Regions from separate parts of the Homo sapiens genome. Here regions 2 and 3 are each linked to region 1. A link is a contact called in ENCODE Hi-C or POLR2A ChIA-PET data. All regions are on one chromosome and are shown on one strand. Each heading gives the region's core, a stretch centred on a gene start or an enhancer-like site at or near the end of the contact. The rest is flanking DNA. Distances are from core to core; before and after follow the strand shown.

Region 1 (3,918 bases), core at 759-3,258:
TCGCCATGGCAATGAGGCTATTTTTTTTTTCTTTTCTTTTTTTTTTTTGTGGTAGGTTGTAAACACAGTACTATTGCTTCAACCCCCTCACATTTTCCTTTCAGACGCCTAACAAAGGGTCTTGCATTCACACTAAGAATGAAGGAAAAAAACAAAGGGAAAGTAAATTACTAAATGCAACCGTATTTAAAACAGGAGGAAGGAGAATCCGCAGGAAGTTGGAATCTAGGATAAAAACTTAGACACATTCAGCCTGGCCAACATGGCGAAACCCTGTCTCTATTAAAAATACAAAAATTAGCCCGGCGTGGTGGCACATCCTGTAATTCCAGCTATTGGGGAGGCTGAGGCAGCAGAATTGTTTGAACCCCAGGGGCAGAGGTTGCAATGAGCAGAGATCTCACCACTGCACTCCAGCCTGGGCGACAGAGTGAGACTCAGTCTCAAAACAAACAAACAAAAACAACAGGCCGGGAATGGTGGCTCACGCCTGTAATCCCAGCACTTTGGGAGCCCGAGGTGGGCGGATCACGAGGTCAGGAGTTCGAGACCAGCCTGACCAACATGGGCGGATCACGAGGTCAGGAGTTCGAGACCAGCCTGACCAACATGGGGAAACCCTGTCTCTACTAAAAATACAAAAATTAGCCAGGCGTGGTGGCGCACGCCTGTAATCCTAGCTACTCAGGAGGCTGAGGTAGGAGAATTGCTTAAACCCGGGAGGCGGAGGTTGCAGTGAGCCGAGATCACGCCACTGCACTCCAGCTTGGGCGACAGAGCGAGACTGTCTCAAAACGAAAACAACAAACTTAAGACACATAACCTGAGGTGTTAAGAGGAGCTAGTAACTAGAACCTGGGTCCCAACCCCTCCTGCTTTCCAGCATCACTCCACACAGTTTGCTTAAAGAGGGCCACCTGCCAAACAGCTGTAGTATGTGATGTTAAAGAGAGCTAAACACCCCCCGCACCTCCCTCCCAGGGTCACCATCTTGTTAAATTTGACCTAAAAACGGTAACAGCCTAGGGGTTTCAGGGACAGACAGAAAATCTTACTCGGGACTGTGAGGTCCTACTTCTACACACCGTCCAGGAGTGAACCAGGAATTGAGAAAGTAGGAAGGAGGTGTCCCAGACCCCAAGCTAGGAATGGGGAGGGAAATGGAGGAATCCCAAATGCCTTAAGGACGGCCTACATACTAAGGAAAATTTTTTTCTAACTCCTGGTTGCAGCTGAGGGGAGCGGCTGAGGGCGGGGACAGGGGTGCGGCGGACCCACTGCTCCCATTACCCGACCAGCGCCTCCCTTCCTCCTTGGATGGGTGCCCCTGTCTTGCTAAGAACTGCCTGTTTACACAACTGCTTTCCTTGTGAAAATTTAAAGGCTCCTATTCCCAGTTGTTCTATCCTTGTAGGTTAAAGATTATGTCAAAAACTATATTGCATTATCTCTTTCCTTCTCCTTCCCATTAAGACGGAAAAAACATCCGGGAGAGCCGGTCCGTTTCTCAGGCAGACTAGGCCATTAGGTGCCTCGGAGAAAGGACCCAAGGCTGCTCCGTCCTTCACAGACACAGTCCAATCAGAGTTTCCCAGGCACATCGATGCACCGCCTCCTTCGAGAAACAAGGTAACTTTCGGGTTCTGGTTGTCTCCAAAGTCATCCGACCAATCTCGCACCGCCCAGAGCGGGCCCTTCCTGTCAATTACCTACTGAAGGGCAGGCGGCCAGCATCGCCATGGAGACCAACACCCTTCCCACCACCACTCCCCCTTTCTCTCAGGGCCCCTGTCCCCTCCAGTGAATCCCAGAAGACTCTGGAGAGTTCTGAGCAGAGGGCGGCACCCTGCCCTCTGATTGGTCCAAGGAAGGCTGGGGGGCAGGACGGGAGGCGAAACCCCTGGAATATTCCCGACCTGGCAGCCTCATCGAGCTTGGTGATTGGCTCAGAAGGGGAAAGGCGGGTCTCCACGACGACTTATAAAAGCCGAGGGGCGCGCGGTCCGGAAAACGGCCAGCCTGAGGAGCTGCTGCGAGGGTCCGCTTCGTCTTTCGAGAGTGACTCCCGCGGTCCCAAGGCTTTCCAGAGCGAACCTGTGCGGCTGCAGGCACCGGCGTGTTGAGTTTCCGGCGTTCCGAAGGACTGAGCTCTTGTCGCGGATCCCGTCCGCCGTTTCCAGCCCCCAGTCTCAGAGCGGAGCCCACAGAGCAGGGCACCGGCATGGCCAAAGCCGCGGCGATCGGCATCGACCTGGGCACCACCTACTCCTGCGTGGGGGTGTTCCAACACGGCAAGGTGGAGATCATCGCCAACGACCAGGGCAACCGCACCACCCCCAGCTACGTGGCCTTCACGGACACCGAGCGGCTCATCGGGGATGCGGCCAAGAACCAGGTGGCGCTGAACCCGCAGAACACCGTGTTTGACGCGAAGCGGCTGATTGGCCGCAAGTTCGGCGACCCGGTGGTGCAGTCGGACATGAAGCACTGGCCTTTCCAGGTGATCAACGACGGAGACAAGCCCAAGGTGCAGGTGAGCTACAAGGGGGAGACCAAGGCATTCTACCCCGAGGAGATCTCGTCCATGGTGCTGACCAAGATGAAGGAGATCGCCGAGGCGTACCTGGGCTACCCGGTGACCAACGCGGTGATCACCGTGCCGGCCTACTTCAACGACTCGCAGCGCCAGGCCACCAAGGATGCGGGTGTGATCGCGGGGCTCAACGTGCTGCGGATCATCAACGAGCCCACGGCCGCCGCCATCGCCTACGGCCTGGACAGAACGGGCAAGGGGGAGCGCAACGTGCTCATCTTTGACCTGGGCGGGGGCACCTTCGACGTGTCCATCCTGACGATCGACGACGGCATCTTCGAGGTGAAGGCCACGGCCGGGGACACCCACCTGGGTGGGGAGGACTTTGACAACAGGCTGGTGAACCACTTCGTGGAGGAGTTCAAGAGAAAACACAAGAAGGACATCAGCCAGAACAAGCGAGCCGTGAGGCGGCTGCGCACCGCCTGCGAGAGGGCCAAGAGGACCCTGTCGTCCAGCACCCAGGCCAGCCTGGAGATCGACTCCCTGTTTGAGGGCATCGACTTCTACACGTCCATCACCAGGGCGAGGTTCGAGGAGCTGTGCTCCGACCTGTTCCGAAGCACCCTGGAGCCCGTGGAGAAGGCTCTGCGCGACGCCAAGCTGGACAAGGCCCAGATTCACGACCTGGTCCTGGTCGGGGGCTCCACCCGCATCCCCAAGGTGCAGAAGCTGCTGCAGGACTTCTTCAACGGGCGCGACCTGAACAAGAGCATCAACCCCGACGAGGCTGTGGCCTACGGGGCGGCGGTGCAGGCGGCCATCCTGATGGGGGACAAGTCCGAGAACGTGCAGGACCTGCTGCTGCTGGACGTGGCTCCCCTGTCGCTGGGGCTGGAGACGGCCGGAGGCGTGATGACTGCCCTGATCAAGCGCAACTCCACCATCCCCACCAAGCAGACGCAGATCTTCACCACCTACTCCGACAACCAACCCGGGGTGCTGATCCAGGTGTACGAGGGCGAGAGGGCCATGACGAAAGACAACAATCTGTTGGGGCGCTTCGAGCTGAGCGGCATCCCTCCGGCCCCCAGGGGCGTGCCCCAGATCGAGGTGACCTTCGACATCGATGCCAACGGCATCCTGAACGTCACGGCCACGGACAAGAGCACCGGCAAGGCCAACAAGATCACCATCACCAACGACAAGGGCCGCCTGAGCAAGGAGGAGATCGAGCGCATGGTGCAGGAGGCGGAGAAGTACAAAGCGGAGGACGAGGTGCAGCGCGAGAGGGTGTCAGCCAAGAACGCCCTGGAGTCCTACGCCTTCAACATGAAGAGCGCCGTGGAGGATGAGGGGCTCAAGGGCAAGATCAGCGAGGCGGA
Region 2 (3,918 bases), core at 992-3,491, 1.6 Mb after region 1:
ACTCGATGACTGCCTCATCTTCCTCAGTTTCATCCCCATCCCCAGGTCTTCCTAGACGCTCAGCACCCCCTTCTCCCCTGTGCCGTAGTTTGTCTCCTGGGACTGGGGGAGGAGTCCGAGGTGGGGTTGGTTACCTGTCCCGAGGGGACCCTGTCCGGGTCCTTGCTCGGAGAGTACGGCCTGATGGCTCTGTGCAGTACCTGGTTGAGTGGGGAGGAGGGGGCATCTTCTGAACAGCCTGCCTCTGCCCAGCTCCCCATTCACACACACCGGCACTTTCATACCCTGACCTCTGACCTCACCTACAGCTGGGATGTACCTGGAGAGATAGGGGGTAGTTCTCCCTACTGCCCAGGCTGGAATCCAAGAGTGGGGAGTGGGGAAGAGGCCCTCTTCTCTACCCTCCTTCATGATTCCTGACCCCTCCCATCCTTCCCATTTCCTTTGATGTTATTTTGTTACAGCTTTTTAAATATTTTTTAAAATTATTTAACCCCTGGGGGCAGAGACTGAGGAGGGAGGATGATAAGGGATCCCGGACTCTGTATGATTGAAATAAAGAGAAATAAACAAATCTAGCAGCTCTGAGTCATTCTGAAAGATGTAGAGAATACAGGGACTAGAAGCACTTATATTCTCCCAACAAATTTGCATACATGACAAAAAACAGGCAAAAGGCAGAGAGACCCAAAGACGGGATTTATTGGGGGCCCAGTCATCACCTGGAAGTCAGAAGGCGTTGAAGTATCGCGGGGATCTTCATGATGAGCAGGAACAGGGCTCATCATGGCAGGACTGTGATAGAGTCAGAAACTGACTCTGTGACCTGGCGCACCCACTGCAGGTACGGAAAGTTCCCCTGTTCCACAGGCAATGCAATTACCTCGGCCACTTCGTAAGGGTGCACAGAACTACAAAATAGGTGGGTGGGGGAAGGGGATCACTCAAAGATTTACCCAAAAGAACCCACTCCCTTACACGCAAGCCCTAGACTGCCCAGCAAGTCACACCCACACAGTACACACCCTCACCCCATCCATCTCAAAGTTCTCACCGAACAAAATCTGTCAAAGCTGGGACCAAGGAACTTTGGGTTTTAATCATCTAAGGGACAAAGATAAACATGGTTGAATCAAGGAGTGGGATTGAGTTCAGTTTCTCAGAAGAGGGGTAAGGGCTAAAGGGGTCAGGGATTGGGGATATTTTGTTGGGTGGGGGAAATGTTTCTCACCATCAGCACCTCACTGTCTTCCTCGATCTTCCCTTTCCACTCATAGCTGAAAGGTCAGAGGGGGAGAGTTGTGGGGAGCAAAGAATTTCCCCCAGGAAAGAGGTTCCCAGTCAGCTCCTACAGTTAGGTTAACCCCCCAACTCCTATGACTCACATGGATGTAATCTGAGGGATGAGGTTGACGCAGGCTGCTAGGCGCTTCTCCACCACGGCCCTGGAGTGAAGAGACAGTCCCATTCAGAGTACCCCATAACCCCAGTTTTTGTACTGGCAGCCCAGAGACAGGCTTCCAGAGCTGGAGAAAGGAGAAAGCAGCACTCTTCTGCCCCACCCCCAACTGTCCCTTCATGATCATCCTTTCTCGCTGCACATCGAGGTCCCTACCTGGCGATCTCCTTGGCGACCTTCTCGTTGGGGCAAGTAACAAAGGCTGCAGAGACCGAGCCCGGAACGTAGCCAGAGCCGGAATCCGAGGCCGGCGAGGGCTGGGTCGGAGGGCTTCCAGAGGCCATGGTCAGCAAGACTCGGGGTAGCAACAAAAGGCGGGAGGCCACAGGCAGCAGCGCCGGCATCCAAACAAAAGACAGGAGCAGAGAGGCCTGAGAGCAGGAGGCGAATTCGATCTCTCCTCACAAACAGCCCAGGAAATTACACCCGGGGAAGCCTTCGCTTAGATCCTCAGGCTCTGCCCTCCCTCTGATGCACCCCCGAAGAATGCCCCTGAAGGTGAGAGAGAAACTTGGAAAATAAAGCAAAAGCTCATTTCACTCACACCTCAGGGGGCCAACCTCTGGGATTTAGGGTGCGGGTAGCGGTCGAGGCTTCGAGGACCGGAAGGGGCGGGGCGGGGCCGGTCACTCACCACTCCGCCGAGCAGGACCGCGGGAGCCCGCCCCCCACTCATGCGGCCTACGCTGGTACAGGAGAGTTGATCTCAAAGGCCACACGTCACACGGAGAAACAACCCCAGGAAGAGCGGCCTCTTCTTACCTGGGTGGCAGCCACGTGATTAGAAAACAGCGCGCACCATGTGACAGTAGAAGAAGGACCACCTGCGCCTCCAGAGCCAGCCAATCCCGACCCTATCATGGCGCGGTTTGCCCACCTCCTGATGAAGGAGGAGCCATGGGAGACTTGACCAATCGACTACCGCATCTGCAGACGTGCGCGGAAATGGCACGCCCGTTTCCGTGTGAACCCGAAACTGCCACTTGCTGGCTGAGGAGAGCCGCTGCGGCGTTCCACTGTCACGTGAGGGGGCCGGTCCTCTTCGGCGGCGGCACTCAGTGAGTGACGCCAAGTGGCCAATCACAGGCCAGCCTCGCAGGCCACGTGAGGCGAGAGCTGGTTCCAGGAAAGGGGGGCCAGAGACCCCGCAGAGTCGATGCGTCAGGCTGTGGAGTGGGGAATCATCCTTAAACCCCACAATGTGCCTAGTGACCTCCCCTGCACTGTTTCCGAGGTCTTAAGGAGTGGGAGGGTCTGAGAAGGACCCTTCACCCCAAACTCAGGGGTTAAGAGAGCGCCCCCTGCCCTTTTAGTTGGGCAGAGATATGCCTGGGTTTGGGAATGAACAACGGTGATCTAGAAGCCCGCTGTCCCTGGGTAGCAGGGAGTGATTAGGCAGGCACGGGCATGGCAAGACAATAGCTAGCTGAGGAAAGAAGCATTTTAAAACAGAGCGAGACCCTGTGGTAGAGGATGGTGAAAATGGGGCCTAGCCATCTTAATTGAAAACCCAAAGCTTGAGACAGACTACTGAATCAGAGGGAAGGAGAACGAGGGCTGCAGGATGGGGACAGTGGTGATGGTCCTTCTGTCCCCTCTTCCCTGCCTATTCCACTCCCCAGGATTGGTCCACCTCTCAGCCTCGGGTCTCCTTTCCCTAACCCATCCCCCAAGGAGCCAGGACCTGCCCTACATAACTTCCCTGGGGCCCAAGCACATCCTGTGACCCAAAAATGGAGAGAGGGGCCAATGAGAGGCAGAGAGGTGGGAGGAGGTGCAGAGAAAAAAGCTCTTGCCACTGCCCCCACCCAATATTTCCCCTCCCTTCAAGGTCTGAGGTCATTGGTCTGGTGGTGGGGATGCCTCGGAGTTTCCCAGGCTGACGTCAGGGTTATACCTCTCGGAGGTTCTAGGGCAGGGAAGTGGGGAGGGGAGGTTCCCTGAGATCTCTGTCTTTGAGTTTGGAGTTTGTCTCTGAGACAGATTTCGGAGGGGTCTTTCAGTATTTGTGTGGAGATCTTTCTTAGGATTGAGTTTCCTTTTATGCTTCTGGTTTGGGGGGTTTCTATGTTTCAGGGTCTGTGGTCGCACTCTGAGGTCTTTCGAAGTCTTCTTCATGAATTTTGGGTCTCTGAGTTGTCCATCTCCGGACCAGCTGAAGTCTCTATCTCCCCTTAAGTCAGGAGTGTCTCTGTCTCTAAGTTATCAGTCTCTGAGATCTGAGTCTGGGGTCTCTTTCTAGGTCTGAGTTCTCTAAGCTCTAATTCTACATCTGGCTCTTTCTGAATCTGGGCCTCATCTTTTTCTGAGTCTAGGTCTCAGGTCCTGGTCCCTGAAATCATCATCTCAGGGTCTGGAGTCTAAGATATCTGTAGGTATGGAGAACCCTTTTTAGACTGGATTTTCAGATTTTGATATTGAGCTTCTCTCTCTGGGGGATCTGGGGTCGTTTTTTCCTC
Region 3 (3,918 bases), core at 963-3,462, 1.3 Mb before region 1:
GTCCAGCTCCAACAACTCAGCACTGACCGGCTGTAGAACTTGCTCCCGGGCTGCTCTCTTTCTCCTCTCTACCTCCTCCCTGCTGTCTCTCTCAAAATGCAGTCGGTATCTAAGGGAACAGGGACCGAGACATCCAGAGCAATCCTGTGGCCACAAACTCCTATTTTCTCCCCTCTTGTACAATCAACTTCGCAAACCATTCTCTCCAGAGTCGTTCAAGTCTCCTCTCTCAAGTCAGACTTCCCCCAAGTCCTTCTTTCAGGCAATACTCAGCCTTCTCCTTCTAAAAGCCCAACTCTCTCCAGCCCCTCTGGAAAGGAAGACTGTGGCCCGCTGTGGGGAGCCGAGTGGCTAGCGGAGAACTGTGGCATCCCAGGCCCACCGTCTTCACCAGTAGCAGCCCGCTTTCCCCCAAAGCTCTGACTTCCGGGTAGGCGGGAAAGCCGGGACCAGCGCCCCCTCCCACCCTCACCGATTTGGGTCGTAGCCTCGTGGACCCAGCCCCTGAGAAGGCTGCTGGTTAAGCCTGCGGATATGATGGGTCACAGACTCCCCGTCCGAGGTGTCGGTCTGTTCCTCTCGCCGCTCCCGGCTCCCGCTGCGGCTGTTGGAACTGGAGCGCAGCCCATCTTGAAGCCCTGCGGGGAGGGGCCGGTGACGCCAGTGCTGGCCAGCTCTCAGGGGCCATAAGACCCTCTCCCCCATCGGCCTGACTCCCTTTCATCCCACTCAACTTCTTCCGATGTTCAGTCCTCCCAGACACCCTATTTGGGACCCTCCCGGATGTGCGTGGGGGGAGTCACTCCTTCAGGGAGCAGTGGGGACGGCGCCCCGTGCTAGCTGGAGGGATTCCCCTCCCCCAACTCTCCATCCTTCCCCACCCCTTCCAGATGTAGGGGGGGTGGGGGATCCCCTCCGCGATAGGCCGCGAGGGTTGACGCGGTCCCACGACCCCCTCCCACGATCCCCAGAGGTGCAGCGGGCACACCCCTCCTTCCAGATGTGCGGAAGCCCGAGCCCCGCCCCCTCCTCCCGCTCCCGCACTGACCTCTCTTCCGCTCCCGTTTGTCCTGCAACTGCTTCTTCTTCTGCTTCACGCTGAATGGCTTCTTCCTCGGCATGGCCCGGACCAGTCACCTGGCCCGCCCTCCGCCGAGCTCCCGCCGCCTCAACTGACTGCCCCCCGGGGCAGCCCCCGCCGCAGGGGCCCGGGACCCTAGAGGAGGCGGGGCTAGCAGGTGACGTCAGCGGGCGGGCCCGACAGAATTACCGCCGCGGCGGCGATGGAAGGCGGACGGGGGAGATATAGTCACTTCCCTCCAGGAGCGAGGCGAGAGGATGATGCGGGGTGGGCTACTGGCACGTGAGAGCCAGTGGCACCGAGAGGGCGCCCCGGCGGCGAGGAAGGAGGCGCGCGTGGGAGGACCAGGCTAACTCCGTCACGGACGCTACCAACTCGCGTTCGGAGGAGGGGGGGCGCGTGTCATCACTACCTTGCGCTCCCGGGAGAACCTACCACTCACCTGGAGGGGGCGGCGGAGCGGAGGGCGGGGCCTACTACCTAGGGGAGAGGGGGCGTGGACACGCTGAGGCTATACTACAAAGCCCCGGGCTTGACCTTAGTGGAAAGCCGAGACTGCGTCCAGGTTGCTGGACTACACCGGGGGCACGGTCAGAGGTCTTTAGGGGAGGGCGGCGGTCTGAGAGTCCTGGGTGCCGACCTGTTGGGACCCAAATTCCTTGTGGGAACGATGATAAGGAGCAGGTTTACAGATCATAAGTGCAAAAGCGGGCGAGAAGGGAAACCCAAGCGGGACAAGGACTTTTGGGGGGAGGTCAAAGGGCACGAAGTTGTGCCTGCAGCTGTTACCATAGTAACCGAGGACCGGATGTGGCGATCTTACGGTGCGACAGTCCTCTTCTCAGGCCCTCTGGCCCGAGAGCCTGTTGACTCTGTGACACACTCTGAGGAGCTGGTTGTGGTGTTTTCCAGCGAGGGAAGAAAAGAGTAATTTTTTCAAAGCATTTATAGAAACGCAGCAAAGGGAAGGTGTGAGGTTGCCGCCATGCCTGGCAGAGACGGAGGGAGGCAGTTGGCTCCGGAATGCGGCCGCCGCAGATGTTCTCCGCAACCTTCCGGAAGTGGAATGGCGGGAGCCTCAGCATTGCTGCCCACCGACCCCCCGGAAGCGGAAACAGAATCCCCGCGTGCCCCTTCCTCACTACCCTCCAAATCCCGCTGCAGCCATTGCCGCAGACACGATGCCGAAACGAAAGAAGCAGAATCATCACCAGCCACCGACACAGCAGCAGCCCCCGCTGCCCGAGCGGGAAGAGACTGGAGATGAGGAGGATGGGAGTCCCATCGGTGAGGGGTCTGGGAGGGATGTGCACATGCCTGTCAAGCCCGTCCGGGCAAGGGGCTAGGGGCTAATAAGGTGCGAAGGAGGGGGCTGTAACGGAAGGAGGAAGGGCGCACGCGCTGGGGAGGGATGGAAGTGGGGCTCTCCCAAATGGAGCCTTGAACCAGGAGTTCTCTTACTGGAACCATCAACCTCAATACGGCCCCAGACCTTTCTGGAGAAGGCGGGGGTGGAGAGAATAAAGAGCTCTTTTGCGCAGCCGCAGAACAGTAGGGGAAAGGGGTAGTAGAGATGTTGCAGATTGCGATGACTGGGATGACAGTTTGTATCCAGACTTTGACTGAAAAGGTACAGGTGCAGCTTTCTCTAAACTAGTCCTCTGGCCAGCAGTTAAGGTGAGGGATTGGTTCATGTCTGGAGACACTTAGGTTGTTTTGGATAGCGACGGTACGGTGAAGAAAAAAAGTTGTCAGTATCTTTTCCTGCATTATCCCCTTTGATTGAATATCTACTTTTTGCAAACCCTGAAACAGCTTTGCAGAAAAAAGGGCAGATAGATGGGGTGAGAACTCCCAAGACTGCTGAAAATATACCTGACTTTACTGGTTGAATTAAGAAATAAGTAATACAAGAAAAACACCTAAGAACAGAATCATCAGTCCTTTAATCCATTCTGATGACCATATTTTCATGTCTGCTCTTAGGACCACCCAGCCTTCTGGGCCCTCCCCCCATGGCCAATGGAAAACCTGGCGACCCTAAGTCAGGTGAGGAGGAAGGGGCCCTGATCCTTGTATTAGGTCGTAGAGAAGACAGCAAGGGAGGGGATAAAACCCAGGAAGGACTTAAAAATAAAAGATCAGGGATTCCATCCCTAAATGAATGGAGAGAAGTTGTATATTTGCTGATTTAAAAACTCAATGTTGTAAAAATGTCACTTCTTCCCAAATTGATAAACAGATTTCATGCATTCCAAGTCAGAACACCCATAATGTTTTTGTGGAAATACACATTATTATAGGGAAATGCAAAATATCAAGGCGACTATCAAGACAATCTTGAAGTGGGAGGGCTTACTATGAATATCAAGATTTGTAAGCTGGGCATGGTGGCACACGCCTGTAGTCCCAGTTACTCAGGAGGCTGAGGTGCGAGGATCCTTTGAGCCCAGGAGTTTTTGAGGCCACTCTGGGCAACATAGTGAGATCCTGTCTCTAAATACAAGAAGAAAAAAAGACTTACTATAAAGCTACAATAGTTACAACGATGCAGTTTGGAAACAATGATAGACATAAGTCAATAGGACTTATGTCCCGAAGAGTCCAATAACAGGCCCATACATGTGTGGACACTTCATTTATGATGAAGATGGAACTGAAAAGTTGGTCTTTTCAATAAATGATATTGGATCAATTGGATATTCATGTGAAAAAAATGGAATTTCACCTTGCACTCATAATCATATACAAAGATCTATTTCAAATGGACTGTAGATCTAAGTATAAAAGGTAAGAGAATAATTATTCTAGAAAGTAAATGTATTTTCTAAGAGTAG

What was found. Hi-C counts contacts between places; a loop is a spot of excess contacts on that map. ChIA-PET counts read pairs that join two places held with the same protein, here RNA polymerase II (POLR2A). Pooled maps may share reads with other maps.
Region 2: a loop to region 1 is called in a pooled map, with 6 times the contacts of the local background. The contact joins the promoter of CUTA here to the promoter of HSPA1B in region 1. A Hi-C loop is called at or near these places in 13 of 50 pooled maps. POLR2A ChIA-PET finds 5 or more read pairs at or near these places in 2 of 52 experiments (CD8-positive, alpha-beta memory T cell and HEK293).
Region 3: a loop to region 1 is called in a pooled map, with 4 times the contacts of the local background. The contact joins the promoter of PRR3 here to the promoter of HSPA1B in region 1. A Hi-C loop is called at or near these places in 2 of 50 pooled maps. POLR2A ChIA-PET finds 5 or more read pairs at or near these places in 2 of 52 experiments (B cell and T-cell).

Annotation. Positions count from the first base shown.
Region 1 is chr6:31,825,730-31,829,647 of GRCh38, forward strand. HSPA1B (heat shock protein family A (Hsp70) member 1B) reads left to right here and starts at 2,009. Exons shown (of 1, transcript NM_005346.6): 1 at 2,009-3,918. The coding sequence starts at 2,222. RefSeq lists enhancers at 937-1,748, 1,772-2,401, 2,402-3,030.
Region 2 is chr6:33,415,866-33,419,783 of GRCh38, forward strand. CUTA (cutA divalent cation tolerance homolog) reads right to left here and starts at 2,242. Exons shown (of 6, transcript NM_001014840.2): 1 at 2,094-2,242; 2 at 1,616-1,830; 3 at 1,386-1,445; 4 at 1,232-1,277; 5 at 1,055-1,104; 6 at 577-911. The coding sequence starts at 2,135. The coding sequence ends at 785. It overlaps PHF1 (PHD finger protein 1), which reads left to right. Exons shown (of 15, transcript NM_024165.3): 15 at 1-574. The coding sequence ends at 233. It also overlaps a transcript of SYNGAP1 not described here.
Region 3 is chr6:30,555,083-30,559,000 of GRCh38, forward strand. It overlaps PRR3 (proline rich 3), which reads left to right and starts at 2,213. Exons shown (of 4, transcript NM_025263.4): 1 at 2,213-2,368; 2 at 3,068-3,130. The coding sequence starts at 2,263. GNL1 (G protein nucleolar 1 (putative)) reads right to left here and starts at 1,407. Exons shown (of 12, transcript NM_005275.5): 1 at 1,049-1,407; 2 at 473-638; 3 at 1-109. The coding sequence starts at 1,121. RefSeq lists enhancers at 685-1,250, 1,251-1,815, 1,816-2,380.